2 separate regions of the Homo sapiens genome follow, and region 1 is linked to region 2. A link is a contact called in ENCODE Hi-C or POLR2A ChIA-PET data. All regions are on one chromosome and are shown on one strand. Each heading gives the region's core, a stretch centred on a gene start or an enhancer-like site at or near the end of the contact. The rest is flanking DNA. Distances are from core to core; before and after follow the strand shown. Region 1 overlaps CNGB1 (cyclic nucleotide gated channel subunit beta 1). Region 2 has its middle 23 kb from the start of KIFC3.

Region 1 (7,258 bases), core at 2,503-5,002, 66 kb after region 2:
AGGGGACTCTCCCTTGCTGACTTTATTTATTTTTTATTTGATTTTTATTTTAAGTAATAGAGACGGGGTCTCCCTATGTTGCTCAGGCTGGTCTTGAACTCCTGGGCTCGAGCAATCCTCCTGCCATGGCCTCGCAAAGTGCTGGGATTACAGGCACGAGCCACAGTGCCTGGCCTCCCTTGATGACTTTGATGTAGGGAGCAGCCAGCTGTGTTGGAGAAGGCCCACATGGCAAGGACCTGAGGCCAGCCACTGGCCAATTGCTAGTGGGAGCTGGGGCCCCAGTCCTACAACCCCAAGGAACTGAATTACACCAACAACCATGTGATCCTGGAAGTGGGTCCTTCCCCCATCCAGACTTGAGATGAGAGCCTGCTCTGGAAGACATCTTGATGACAATCTTGCAGAGGACCTAGCTAAGCCATGTCCGGACTTCTAACCCACAGAAACTGAGATCGCAAATGTGTGACTTTAAACAGCTAAATTTGTGGTAATACTGTTATGCTAATACATACTCTCTCATTTAAGTCTCACAACAATCCCCATAAGTAGGTCTTATTATTCATCCTCATTTCCAAATGAGGGTATAGAAGTTCAGAGGGGGTGAGTAACTTTCCCAAGGCCACACAGCTAAGAAGCGGCAAAGCTAGAATTCAAACCCACACTTCTGACCCCAGTGCCCCAGATATTAATGATTACAAAACGACATTGCATCATTATCTTCCTGGGCACTGACAAATACCCCTGTGACATGGAAAGGGCTGAGATTATTGTGCCTCTGACAGTTGGGGAAATTGAGGCTCAGAGCAGGGGGAGTGACGTGCCCAAGGTTACCAGGAAGTGGCAGAAGCAGAATTGCCACCCACATCTAATGGCATGTACCACCCTGTTTCTCTAGATAAGGGTAGATTTTCCATCAAAGAGAGCCCTAGCTTTTTACCGGCAATTTTTCACACTACAAACATGCGGTGAGCAGTTTGTCTCAAGAACAAATGAATTCTGCCTGCAACCAGCGGGCCTAGACAATGAATTGGCAAATTCATTCATCAAGGCTCCAGCAAAACTTGTTTGTTTAAAAATGAGGCCATTACTGGCTGCTTATCTAATCAGAGGCAATGGGTTTAAATTGTGCATGTTGATATTAATTGCCCAAGATTTGCATTTCTAGCTGGAGATCCCCCAGGAGAACACAAACATGATAATTCACCAGACGCCTCTGACACGCGCCAGCTCGGCACTGTCCCCCATGTTATTTGAGTCCATAATTCATGATGTGACAGCCCACAGGAAGGCTGAGGGTGCTGTGAAAATGAACTATCTTTTTCTTTCTAACAAAATAACTATGTATAGGACCTTTGCTGATTGCTACTAGCTGTCTCTGTTTGGAAACATTGAGCTAGCTTCTGGGGCATTTCCAGATTAGGGAAATTTGTCCTCATTTTCTGATGATGTATGCTTCCCTGTAACTGAGATTGAGCAATCAGCCTGGAGCAAGTGACCCACATAAGACCTCTTCATCCTCTTTTTTGGAGTGGTCAAGCCGGAGATCTCAGCACTTCACTTCTTTGGGGACCCAGGTCCCCCATCTGCAAAGCAGGGAGCTTGGACAGAATCCCACACGTGGCCCTCACCAACTCAGATGTCCCCGGGACTATGGTTCTCAGACAGTGTATCTCCCCTGATGAGCAGAGCTCATACACAATCCCCTGCCTCTCTGGTCAAGCTGGCCTGGCCAGCAAACAACCACTCTGATGACTCATGGCTGAGACCCCCATTCCCACGCCCCCCCATGTTGCTGTGAGGCCTGTTAGCCCCATTCCTTCGCCTGGCTGCCTCCCACCCACACCTCAGCCTTCTCAGTGTGGACACAGGTGCACAGGCACTGTCAGGAATGGGGGCCTCTGCACAGCTCTTGGGAGGTGCCTTTGGGGTCCCATCTGATTTGCCAAACTCTTGCCTAACCCACCCAGCAGGATGGGTAACAGCTAAAAGCATGGCTTTCCTGAGCTTTGCTCCTCCTGGTGGGGGTGGGGGCAAGAAGAGAGGGTGGGGAGACCTGGTACCAGTTTTCAGTCATAAGCAGTTGAATCTCATGATTTGTAGTAATTATGTCCTATAAGATCTCTGCGGACACTGAATTAGCAAAAATGGAAACATTGTTCCTAGGGGAAATACAAGGCTAGATTCCTACAAATCTCCCATCACAACATTCATCAACCATAATACATGAACTTGGCCAGGCGTGGTGGTTCACACACAGTCCCAGAACACTGGGAGGCCAAGGCGGGAGATTTCTTGAGCCCAGGAGTTCGAGGCTGCAGTGAGCTATGATCGTGTCACTGCACTCCAGCCTGGGTGAAAGAGCACGACCCTGTCTCTAAAATTAATAATAATAAACTTGTCTTATGTGTGTTTCTTTTTAAAGACATTATTATTATTATTATTTTGAGACAGAGTCTCACTTTGTTGCCCAGGCTGCATTACAGTGGTGTGATCTTGGCTCACTGCAACCTCTGCCTCCCAGGGTCAAGCCATTCTCCTGCCTCAGCCTCCCGGGTAGCTGGGATGATAGGTGCCCATGACCACGCCTGGCTAATTTTTGTATTTTTAGTAGAGATGGGGTTTCACCATGTTGGCCAGGCTGATCCTGAACTCCTGACCTCAGGTGATCCACCCACCTCAGCCTCCCAAAGTGCTGGGATTACAGGCATGAGCCACTGTGCCGGCTAAAGACATCTTATTAAATATAGATTATTGTTTTATTAACATTGAACGCACAGCCAACAGCACTGTAATTCATGCCTGAATGAAGCTTATCTAACACATATTTTCTGTGTAAGGCACATTGCAGACTTCTTGTGCTTAGGAACATGAGACGGCACTTCAGCACTATGCTGGGGGGCCATTTTAAACAGTGCAATCGCCAACAAAAAGCACAAAAATGCAAAAAAAAAAAAAAAAAAGAGTAGCATTAAATGGACCATAAAAAGACACCTCTTCGCAGTACAAGAGCTAAAACCACAAGACAGAACAGGGACTTCAGCGGGGAGCGTGCACTTGGGGTGACTCAAGTATTTTGCTGCTCTGGGCATGTCCTTGAATGACCACAAAAGCCTGTTAGTATTGATCTTGGCGTTGCAAGTCCATTTCAGTGAGGAGGCGAATTTGCAAATATGGAGTCCATGAATCACAAGGGTCCACTCTACCTCCCTGTCCCTGGGGAGAGGAGGCACTGGCACGCACCACTGATGTGGTGGGGAACGTGGGGAGATTTTCTGGGAGAAATTCAGATAGACTGGGTTTTGGAAGGGTCCAGTGGGTCCCTTGAGAGCAACCAGGTAAGGTGAGTTTGGGGGCAGCTTCCTTCCCCAGGGGACCTCAGTGTCTTGTGTGCATGATGCTTGGACATCAACACTACATCCTTTTACCTCGAAGCTGCCAAAGGGCTCCTGTGAAAACCTAAGGCACTTCAAGTCACTCCTCTGTGTAAAACTCTCCATGGCTCCCATCTTCCTCTGAGGTCTGACCCAATCTCTTCCCCTAGACTCCTCTGATCCCATACCAAGCTATGCTAATTTTCTTGCTGTTGTGCCACCCACACACTAAGCCTGCTCCTCCCCAGGGCCTCTGCACATGCTGTTCCCTCTTCCCAGAATGCTGTACCCAGCCATCAGTCCCCCAGCTCACTCCTTTGCTTTGTGCAGGTCTCGTTGAAATGCCACCTGCTCAGAGCAGCTTCCCCAACCAGCTTATCTCAGACAGCTCTCCGTCACTTCCCGCTCCTCCCGTGGCTTTGTGTTTCCTCGTAGCCAGACGCATCACATCATCGCTCATCTTTCCATTGCCGGTTCCCTGACTAGAATGTGAGTTTTGTTTGGTCCCTCCTGTGTCCCCAGAACTCAGCACTGTGTACTCGATACATCACTGTGCTGTAGGAATGGATGCTGGTGAGTTTCTTCCCTCTATTATGACAGCTCTCTGTGCAGTTTATTTATGGTGTCATTGTATAGAATGAAGGGGAAAATAAGAATGTGTGATACAAGACAAGGAGGAAAACCCAGATATGTGGATTAAAAAGGTTTTACCCAACTGAAAAATTATAGGGTGAATTTGATGGCTACAGAGGAACAATTGCTTATTTATCTGAGAGACAGGGTCTTGCTCTGTCACCCAGGCTGGAGTGCAGTGGCACGATCATAACTCACTGTAACCTTAAATATTTGGGCTGAAATGATCCTCCCGCCTCAGCCTCCTAAAGTGCTGGGATTACAATCATGCAGCATTGCGCCCGGCCTGAAGTGATCCTTATTAACATGCACTGAGCTCTCTTGTATGACAGGCACCCCACCGGAGACATTCCTGCACACTATTTAATTTTCACAGCAGCAGGCCAGGCACAGTGGCTCACACCTGTAATCCCAGCACTTTGGGAGGCCAAGGCGGGCAGATCGCCTGAGGTCAGAAGTCCCAGACCAGCCTGGTCAACATGGTGAAACCCCGTCTCTACTTAAAATACAAAAATTAGCCGGGTGTGGTGGCATGTGCCTGCAGTAGTCCCAGCTATTGGGGTGGCTGAGGCAGGAGAATCGAATTGTTTGAACCCAGGAGGCAGAGGTTACAGTGAGCCAGGATTGCGCCACTGCACTCCAGCCTTGGCGACAAAGCAAGACTCCATCTCAAAAAAACAAAAAAAATTTACAGCAGCAAAGTAGGGGTTATGACCTTTATTTTACATAGGAGACAACTGAGACCAGAAAAGTTAAACAACTTCCTCAAAGTCACACAGCCAGCACCTCACATGGAAGGGATCTGAGCCCCGCCAGCCTCCCAGACCTATTGTGGGGTTCCTGACACACTACGTTGCCTGTCGCTCAATTTGAAACCTGATCTTAAGGGTTTGAAAACAAAAACCGGCTTTTCTAAAAAGAATGACCTGTTCCCCAACAATGCAAAATACGGATGCACACGGTTATTCGTTGCACCACTGTTTGTAATTGCAAAATTGTGGAAATACCCTAAATGTCCATTTACAGGAATGTTCTGCCACTGTGGAAAGGAATGAGGAAGCTGACTCTGCACTGATAGACAATGATTTCCGGGTTTTGTCGTCATGTGGAAACAAAGCAAAGTACAAGAATCTACAGCATGCCATATTTTGTGTAAGAAAGAAGAAGAAATAAGAAAATGTTTGGGCTGGGTGTGGTGGCTCACACCTGTAATCCCAGAATTTTGGGAGGCAGAAGCGGGCAGATCACCTGAGGTGAGAAGTTCGAGACAAGCCTGGCCAACGTGGCAAAGCCCCATCTCTACTAAAAATACAAAAATTAGCTGGGAATGGTGGCAGATGCCTGTAATCCCAGCTACTCAGGAGGCTGAGGCAGGAGAATCACCTGAACCCGGGAGGTGGAGGTTGCAGTGAGCCAAGACCTAACCACTGCACTCCAGCCCAGGCTACAGAATGAGACTTCATCTCAAAAAAGAAAAAAAGAAAATGTCTGTGGACTTGTCCATTTTCGCAAAAGTAAGCAGAGGAAAGAAAAGGCAGAAATTGATGCAACGAGCCACGTAATAATGGGAGTTGCAGTCAGGGGGCAATGGGGACAGGGAGAGTTGGGACGCTTTTCTGAGTGCCCCATTTTGCAGAGTGTTGACCTTCAGGAACATGTTAATGTTCTACATACTGAAAACAAGAAAAAGTCAACAAAGATCAGGGTGGCAGGAGCCCTAAATGGAATGTAAACTGAAACAAGTGAACCTACCTGTATTTCAAATGAATAAAGTAACCACATTAAAGGGTAGTGGAGGAAGAGAACGACTCCAGATAACTTTGAACGTAACACTTCCATCATATATACTCGGGCTAAACACAAAAGAACTGCATCCAGTACTGAACTCTACCTAGAAGCCTTACTTTTTGTTTTTACAGTGACATGGGCTGGAAATTCTGAAATGAACTTCCCTGTATTGCTCAGTGTTGGAGAAGAGATTTACAAGTATGAAAAGGGAGAATATTAGAATGAATTCTAATATGTGGTGGCAGGGCACGGTGGCTCACACCTGTAATCCCAGCAACTCTGGGAAGCCAAGGCAGGCAGATCACCTGAGGTCAGGAGTTTGAGACCAGTCTAGCCAACATGGTGAAACCCCATCTCTGCTGAAAATACAAAAATTAGCCAGGTGTGGTGGCACATGCCTGTAATTCCAGCAGAGGTTGCAGTGAGCTGAGATGGCGCCACTGCACTCCAGCCTGGGTGACAAGAGTGAAACTCCGTCTCAAAAAAAAAAAGAATGAATTCTGTGGTGCTGGATTGAAATTGTTTTATAGATAATCAGTAGAATAGACAGAAAAATTTAAGTTGGCATATACATGTATATGTGTGTGTATGTATTTTATATATACATAATATATTATATATGTATTTTTTATATATATATATATATTTGTACTTATACATCTTGGTGTGTATGTGGGTGTGTTTCTTGGTTCTGTCTGCTGCAGAGGCCTAGTAGCACTCCAGTAGCAATGACTGCTCCTAGGACTCAGATCGTGGTTTCTAAAAACCATCCCCCAGTAAAAGGAATCAAGGCTCCTTGGAGAAATGGCCATTTCCAGGATACTGCAAGGGAAGTACAAGATGAACCAGGGCATCTGGTTGTGGCTTACTGCTCCTTGAGTAAGCAAGGAAGTGCTAAAATATGACAGGGATATCACGAAGGTCACAAATGAGCCACCTTGAAAAAGTGCCCACTGGCCAAACTGGACTAATTTGAGCATCAAAATAATGATTGTTAACAGAGTATTCATGGAATCAAGTAAATCCATGCCTATATACATTGAGAAATGAATAAACAAATGGGAGAGAAGAGAAAGCTCTTCCACACAGCTGACTGCCAGCTAATAATCAAGGAGGGAGTGGAGTTACAAAATTTCCATTTTACAACTATCATAGCAATCTCTTTGTAACTATCATAGGGAGGAACCATCAAAGGATGCTAAAAGCAGTGGGTAAAAGTTTGACAGGGAACAGGATATCCTCATAGTCTGAAGGTGACTACCCACTAATTACTTAGGAATTAGGTTTAAGGGAAAATAGGTTTACAATACAGAAACCTTAACCAAGTAATCAAAGTAAAAATCATCGATATTGGGAGTAAATGGCATCGTGCGCCTCTCGATACATTTGCTGCAGAAGCGACTCACTTCTGAGTTCTTCCTGCCAAAAATGCACACTCTAATGGTAATCACGAGAAAACATCA
Region 2 (7,675 bases), core at 4,069-6,568:
CCTGGGAGATCAAGGCTGCAGTGAGCTGTGATGGAGCCACTGCACTCAGCCTGGGTGACAGAGTGAGACCCTGTCTCAAAAATAAAAACAAAAACAAAAACTAAAACAAAAAACTGCAAGTAAAACAAGAAAATTCCCCAAGATACAATGGCCATGTGGTTAAGAAAATGGGATCTGGAGTTAAGCTTGGAGCACCTTTCGGGGCTGAGCACCCTCAGGCAAGCCTCTTAACCTCTCTGAGCCTGTTTCCTTCTGTGCAAAAGTAATCACTTGTCCCTCAAAGGGTTGTTGAAGAGATGAATGAGATCATGTACAGGAAGATCCTGGAACACAGTAGCTGCTCAATACATGGGAGCACTCCCTGCTGGAGGGCCTTTCATTCTACAAAATAACTGGCCTGTCCTCTTTTAAAATGCCAATGTGGCTGGGCGCGGTGGCTCACACCTGTAATCCTAACACTTTGGGAGGCTGAGGCAGGCGGCTCACTTGAGGAGTTTGAGACCAGCCTGCCCAACATGGTGAAACCCCGTCCCTACTGAAAATACAAAAAGTAGCTGGGTGTGGCAGCGGGCACCTGTAATCCCAGCTACTCAGGAGGCTGAGGCAGGAGAATGGCTTGAACCCAGGAGGTGGAGGTTGCAGTGAGCCGAGATCACACCATTGCACTCCAGCCTGGGCGACAGAGCAAGACTCCATCTCAAAAAATAAATAAAATAAAATAAAATAATAAAATAAATAAAATGCCAGTGTCATGAAATACAAAGAAAAACTCAGAGACTGTTCCAGATTGAAGGCAACACAGAGCTTGGATTTCCTTTTGCCATGAAAGACATTCTTGGAGCAATTGACAAAATCCCAATACAGTCTGTAGATTATTAGGTAGCAGTGTTGTTTCAATGTTAATTTCCTGATTGTGATCATTGTATATTGGTTATGTAAACCAAAAATTAAATTCTAAGGTCCCCCCCAACCATCTGAATAAACCCCTCCTCTTGGCCAAGGGCATTCTAACGTTAACTTGAAAAACTGGTTTAGACTATGATGGAAGAGGGTTTGGACAAGCCTCATTATACTTTCCTCCCTTTTGGAATTCAAAAGTCGACCAGCATTAACATCAACACAGACCTTAAGTCTGATAAGAAACATTTACAATCTATTCTTCATCTGCATGATAAAACCATGGTCTCTACAACCCCTTATCATAACTCAGACATTTCTTCCTATTGATAATAACTCTTTCAACCAATTACCAAGCAGAAAAATTTTAAATCAACCTATGACCTGGAAGCCCCTGCTTTGAGTTGCACCACTCTTCCAGATGGAACCAACGTAAATCTTATATGTATGGATTGATATATTATGTCTCCCTAAAATGTATACAAGCAAGCTGTGCCCTGACTACCTTGGGCACTTCTCCTCAGGACCTCCTGAGGCTGTGTCATGGGCATGTCCTTAACCTTGGCAAAATAAACTTTCTAAATCGATTGAGACCTGTCTCAGATACTTTGGGTTCACAGTTATAAAAGAGAATTTCTTGTTTTTAGGAAACATACAGTGAAGTATTCAAGGGTTAAGAGGCATTATGTATGTACTGTACTCTTAAACAATTTCAGAGGCAAGAGTCTCACTCTGTTGCCCAGGCTGGAGTGCAGTGGTGCGGTCTTGGCTCACTGCAACCTCCACCCCCCAGGTTCCAGCGATTCTCCTGTCTCAGCCTCCTGAGTAGCTGGGGTTACAGGTGTGCACCACCACACCCGGCTACTTTGTGTGTGTGTGTGTGTGTGTGTGTGTGTGTGTGTGTGTGTGTTTTTAGTAGAGATGGTGTTTCACCACGTTGGCCAGGCTGGCCTCAAACTCCTGACCTCATGATCTGCCCGCCTGGGCCTTGCAAAGTGCTGGGATTACAGGTGTGAGCCACCACGCCCAGCCTAAACTACTAATACTTGAGGAATCTATAGAAAAATTGCGAGAATAAAGTCTGCAATTATGAAAGAAAAAAGAAAGAAAGAAATGCATGGTTCCTGCCCTTGCAGAGTCCTGTCAGGGAGAGCACGTCTTGCTGGTGGCAGGCTTCCAGGGAGGGTGATCAACCGTCCAGGTTTGCCTGGGGTTGTCCTGGTTTTGGCACTGAAAGTCCTGCATGCTGGAAAACTCCCAGGATGGTCAGTCAGCCTAATTGCAGGCAAGCTTTGTAGATGGAGATCTGGGTGCATAAGAACCTCTGTTGGTCCAGTGAGGCTCCCTGCCTTGGGGGAGCCACTGAGTCTGCACCACCAGCCAGAGGCAGGCTTGTAGTGGGTAGGCTGAGGGCAGACTGGACATCTCAGCCCACCCAGCAAGAGCTGGGCCAGTGGCTTTCTGGCAAAATGAGATGTTCACTGCAGAGAACAAGATTCCAAGTAGGGCTGGGTGCAGTGGCTCACACCTGTAATCCCAGCACTTTGGGAGGCCAAGGCAGGTGGATCACTTCAGGTCAGGAGTTCATAACCAGCCTGGGAAACATAATGAAACCCTGTCCCTACAAAAAATACAAAAATTAGCCAGGCGTGGTGGTGCATGCCTGTAGTTCAAGCTACTTGGGAGACTGAGATGGGAAGATTGCCTGAGCACAGGAGGCGGAGGTTGCAGTGAACCAAGATGGTGCCCCTGCACTCCACCCTGGATGACAGAGCAAGACGCTGTCTCAAAGAAAAACAAAAACAAAAACAGAAAAACAAAAGATTCCATGTAGCCCTTTGCCTGAAATCACTACTGAGGCCCTGTAGGTGCAATGAACAAGGTGGGGAGGCCAGCCCTGCACCCCCGGTACCTTTTTCTAAGGAATTTTTGTAAAGATGGGGTCTCGCTCTATTCCTAGGTTGGTCTCGATCTCCTGGCCTCAAGCGATCCTCCCATCTTGGCCTCCCAAAGTGCTGGGATGACCAATGTGAGCCAGCACCATTGGCACCTCTCAACCAGGCCCTCTCTCATCAAATAGTTAACCTGCCTCCCAAGCCTACTCAGATATCACTGCGGCCAGAACCAATGAGATGGATGGATGGATGTCAACAGGGCACTTCACAACAAAGGAATGTGGCCTACAGCACAACTCACCCCAGCCCAGCCCTCCTAGCAGGTAGATTGCCCAGCCCTTGGGCAATCCCAGGCTGCTCTGCAACACAGATGACCTCTTGAGGGACTTGCCTCCTGTTACCTGCTGAGCAGCGAGTCCCACACCTAAGTGAGGTGGAGGAGAGGCACCACCATCAGTCCTCATGAATCACTGGCCAGGCTCCTTCTCTTTGTCCCTCCCCAACAAATGCCAAGCATCTGCACTAAAGCAAGACTCTGGCTTGACCCCAGCCTCAAAGGGAAAATGGGGTTTGCACATGGACTTTCGGCTCCATTCATGAAAGCATAGATACGTGTGATTATAACAAGGATATGAGCTTGGATGCAGCAGGCTGTTAAACACCATGCCAGGAGGACGCCACTCCATTTAACCCCTGAGGCCACTGTGGGGCCAGCTGTGAGTCAGGCTTTGACCTTGGCCACCTTCCTAATTTAGAGTGGCAGCTGCCCACCCAAATTAGCTGCCCCACGTTCAGCCTCAGCTCTGCTGTTCAAATGCCTCTATCTACTTAGGTTCTTTGGAAAACAATTCTGAGGTTGTTTTCTTTTCTTTTTTGTTTTTTGTTTGTTTGTTTTTGTTTTGTTTTGAGGCAAGGTCTCACTCTGTCGCCCAGGCTGGAGTGCAGTGACATGATCTCAGCTCACTGCAGCCTTGACCTCCCAGTCTCAAACAATCTTTCCACCTCTCAGCCTCCTGAGTAGCTGGGGGAGTACAGGTGTGCACCACCATGACTGGCTAATTTTTTCCATTTTTGTAGAGAAAAGTTTTGCCATGTTGCTCAGGCTGGTCTCGAACTCCTGGACTCAAGCTATCAATCCACCCACCTTGGTCTCCCAAAGTGCTGGGATTACAGGCATGAGCCATTGCACCTGGCTTGTTTTCTTGTTTAACTGTTTTTAAGCCATATATGTTCAAACAGTGCAAACTATGGTGAAAAGTAAGTCTCCCTCTCACCCTTAACCTCCGTCCTCTGCCTCCCTCCTCTGAGGGAATCATTGCCACCAGTGGCTGGAGGGTCCTTCCCCAGAATAGTCCCCACATACAAGCCCACACCCCAAAATGCCCGCTTCCCCCACCATGGGAGTCCAGAGCACAGTTCACATGCTATCCTGTGCTTTGCTTTTCACACTTCACCCTGTTGGAAAGCTCTCCACGTCATGCATACACACTTGTCCTTCTATGGTTGTACTTTTTTCAAAGAGTGGACCCAACTGATTGAACCAGTTCCCTATTAACAGGTAATCGAGTTATTTCTAGTCTTTTGTGACCACCATACTTCCAAGAATGCCCTTATACCTAGATCTTTTATCTCATTAAAGGTGGTAGTGACTATTCCTAAAAGTGGAACTGCCAGTGTTTTTAAATGTTTAAATTTAAATTTAAACATTAAAAAATATTGGGTTAGGAACCACCACTCTTTTGAAAATTTCACGTAAAATACCAGTTCTTTCTCGAGAAACAAACAAAACAAAACAAAATAAACTATGTGATGATTTTGCATTCAGTTACTAGAGGGAGGCTCATAGATGGCACATTAAGAAGTCTTGGTAGAGAGGAAGAGAACAGGTGCAGGAAAATTGTATCCGACCCTCACTTCCCTGTGTGCATAAGTGTTTTGATTTGGTCATCACAGAGGAAGCTGACAGTTTGTTCTGCTGAGACACACAGTGGAGTTCAGTTCTGATTCCAAAAGTCAGATTCCTGATCATATTCTGCCACTAGAGTACATACCTCTCACCGTGGTCATACTCTGGACCTCGGACTCCCAGAATGTGGCTGCTGAGCAGAAGTGCGTCTGGGGCTGCTCCACACGGTGCTGCGCTGGGACACTGGGGCCTGCTGCAGACCCTCCCTGCAGCTGCTGCCTTGGGACTGTGAAACCAGAGTCTGCTAGGAAGGCTCTGCAACTCACACGCTCAGTTAGGCTTTAATATTTTATGCCAGCTGCCAATAAGGACTCAGGTGACAAGAGTCACTTCAGGAAAGGAGCGTGCAGAAAGCATGGACCCCGTCATCTCTCATTCAGGGTCCGCATCAGACTAAAGCGATCCCACAAGAGAAAAGCTAAAAGGAAGCAGAGCCGTGAACAGCCTGTGGCTGGTGGGAGCCTGGCGTCAGCGAGCTCAGGGTCTCACTTCAGTGACTTGGCAGCCAGTAGCTTCCCTTGGGCCATGGCCACAGGCCACATCTCAGTGTCTGGTTGGCTCTACGTCCAAGGCCACTGCCGGCTGCAGAGACGTGGTGAGGGCTGAGGCCAGACAGCTGAGGGCCCTGGCTGACCTGCTGGCCCATTCACCTGAACAAGGTTCACCCAGGGCAGTTTCCACAAATCCGGAGCAGAGCCAGAGAGCCAGCCCATGCCTGGCACAGAGGAGACGCTCAACACCTGTCATCCCTTCCCTTCTCCTGCCTGTCCCTCAGAGTTCCTGGAGCTTCCGTTCTGCTGAGCCTCATGCTGCCCATGCGACACATCACGACCATTTTCAGGACCACAACCTCCCTGTCCCATGGCCGTTTTCTGAGGTCTAGAAGTCACCCCCTTGGGCTTAAGCAACCACGAGGCCATGGATGGTCACAAATTTCCCTGGGCTGCACTCCACAAACCCTCCAGTGGGCACAGCACGTGTCTCTCACATTTTGGAGAGAAAGGAACTGAGAACTCCCATTTCTGGAACCCCATGCCAGTTCTAGAAGGTTCCATCCTGAAGATGAAAGCTGATTTGTCATCTGTGGTGTGTCCCAAGAAAAGAAAAATACCTCATTTTGTACTGAGCACTAACTACACACCAGGTGCCTATTGAAGCCTCTGAGGTATGTTCACTTACTTATTTCTCCCAACAACCCCTTGAGGGAAGTTCTATTGTTGTACCCTCTTTTCAGGTGAAGAAACTGAGGCACAGAAAGGTGAAGTGCTTCCCCAAAGTCATGCCACCAGTAAGGAGCAGGCTGGGATTTGTAACCCAGGCAGCCTGCCACGTGGCCCCTGGCCCTCTTGGAGGCTCTTCCCTGAGCAGCCTCCAGAGGAGAGAATGGAAGAAGCCACTCTGCGCTCCTCCTCCTCCTCTCCTTCCTCATCATGAGGGAGCCCCTGCCTGTACAAGTGCTTTACCTGCATCATCTAATGTCACCTTTGCAAATGCCCTGTGAGGTAGGAAGCGTGCTTAGGTCCCTTTCTCAGGTGAGGATGCCAACGTGAGGCCACCTGCCCGGTAAGGCAATGGTAGACCGGGACTCGGCCCAAGGCTGTGCCGCCATTGAAACCCAGGCCCTCTCTGGGTGCTGCACATGGAGGCCTGTGTGCAGATGTGGCCATGAGGAAATGGTGTGAGTGGCAAAAAGGCCAAGAAGCCAACGTGGGTGGCGGGAGGGAGAGCTTGCCAAGGAGAGCTGCTTGTCATCATCTACCTGAGGGTGGCACCTCAGAAGACAGCCTGGGTGGGGCCCCGCGGCATTGGACCAGGGTCCCAGCCTGGGTTCTTGTCCCAGCTCTACCCTGATGGATCCCGTCTCTGGCAGACCTGGGCAGAGGAAAGGCCCTGAGGACCCTTCAGGCCCTAATGCTTTATGATGCTGGAGCAGGAAGCAGGGCTGACAGCAGAAACCTTGGCCCCTAGTGGCCTTTTAGTTAAGTGCCTGAGTAACAGCCCACTCCCTACAGGAGGCACTCAGCCCCTCTCCACTACAAGCCCAGCCCCCTCCACGCACAAGCCCCTCACCCCCCAGCAGAAGGTAGTGTAGATAGCTTTACTGATTGAGCCCTAACTAGATACTAACAGCCACAAAGCTGCCTCTCTGCTAGTCACTTGCTACGGATTAAAACAGATGCTGTTGCTATACCCATTTTACAGATGAGAAAACTGAGGCCCAAAAAGTCAGTCAGCTCACTCAAGGTCACCACAGACCCAAACACTAGGCCAACTTCCCCAGTAGGTACAATAGGCACAGTGATTACAGACCATAATACTTTTAAGGACCCATAAAAACGTTTTAATTTCACTTAAAATCAGAAGGGGAAAAAATGAACTTTTAGGGCAAAGATAATGATTTCATATATAAAATTAACATATTCACCTTTATACCAATATAGCAGGAAAATCTATTTTTATTTTTTATTTTAGTTTTTAAAATTAAGAATAACCTTTGTTTGTTTGTTTGTTTTTTGGAGACAGGGTCTCACTCTGTTGCCCAGGCTGGAGTGCAGTGGCACAATCAGAGCTCACTGCAGCCTCGACCTCCTGGGCTCAAGCAATCCTCCCACCTCAGTTCCCTGAGTAGCTGAAACCACAGGCGTGTGCCACCATATCTAGCTAATTTTTAAAAGATGTAGTAGAGATGAGGTCTTGCTATGTTGCCCAGGCTGGTCTTGAACTCCTGGGCTCCAGTGATCCTTCTGCCTCAGCCTCCCAAAGTGCTGGGATTACAGGCGTGAGCCACCATGCCTGGCCAAAAATCTATTTTTTAAATGTTCTTTTTAGCGGCAAAACAAACTCACCAAGGCAAAAGTACCTAGGGCTCAGGAAAGTCACCATGCAGCCCTGAATAGGTAGACCTTGAACTCAGATC

The links. A loop is a pair of places that touch in the nucleus more often than their neighbours do. ChIA-PET counts read pairs that join two places held with the same protein, here RNA polymerase II (POLR2A). Pooled maps may share reads with other maps.
Region 1: POLR2A ChIA-PET joins it to region 2 with 10 read pairs in AG04449. The contact joins two enhancer-like sites. A Hi-C loop is called at or near these places in 3 of 168 maps with a recorded cell type or tissue (CD14-positive monocyte, Caco-2 and HepG2) and 4 of 50 pooled maps. POLR2A ChIA-PET finds 5 or more read pairs at or near these places in 7 of 52 experiments (AG04449, CD8-positive, alpha-beta memory T cell, Caco-2 and 4 more).

The regions. Positions count from the first base shown.
Region 1 is chr16:57,889,128-57,896,385 of GRCh38, forward strand. All of the region lies in intron 31 of CNGB1 (cyclic nucleotide gated channel subunit beta 1), which reads right to left. Among named protein-coding and RNA genes, the nearest start is that of CNGB1, 78 kb to the right of the region's middle. Within about 2 kb of position 3,753, at least 8 of the 41 ENCODE cell types and tissues checked have a DNase peak (open chromatin) inside an H3K27ac peak, as active enhancers do.
Region 2 is chr16:57,821,998-57,829,672 of GRCh38, forward strand. It overlaps a transcript of KIFC3 not described here. Among named protein-coding and RNA genes, the nearest start is that of KIFC3, 23 kb to the left of the region's middle. RefSeq lists enhancers at 2,854-3,355, 3,356-3,855. Within about 2 kb of position 5,319, at least 8 of the 41 ENCODE cell types and tissues checked have a DNase peak (open chromatin) inside an H3K27ac peak, as active enhancers do.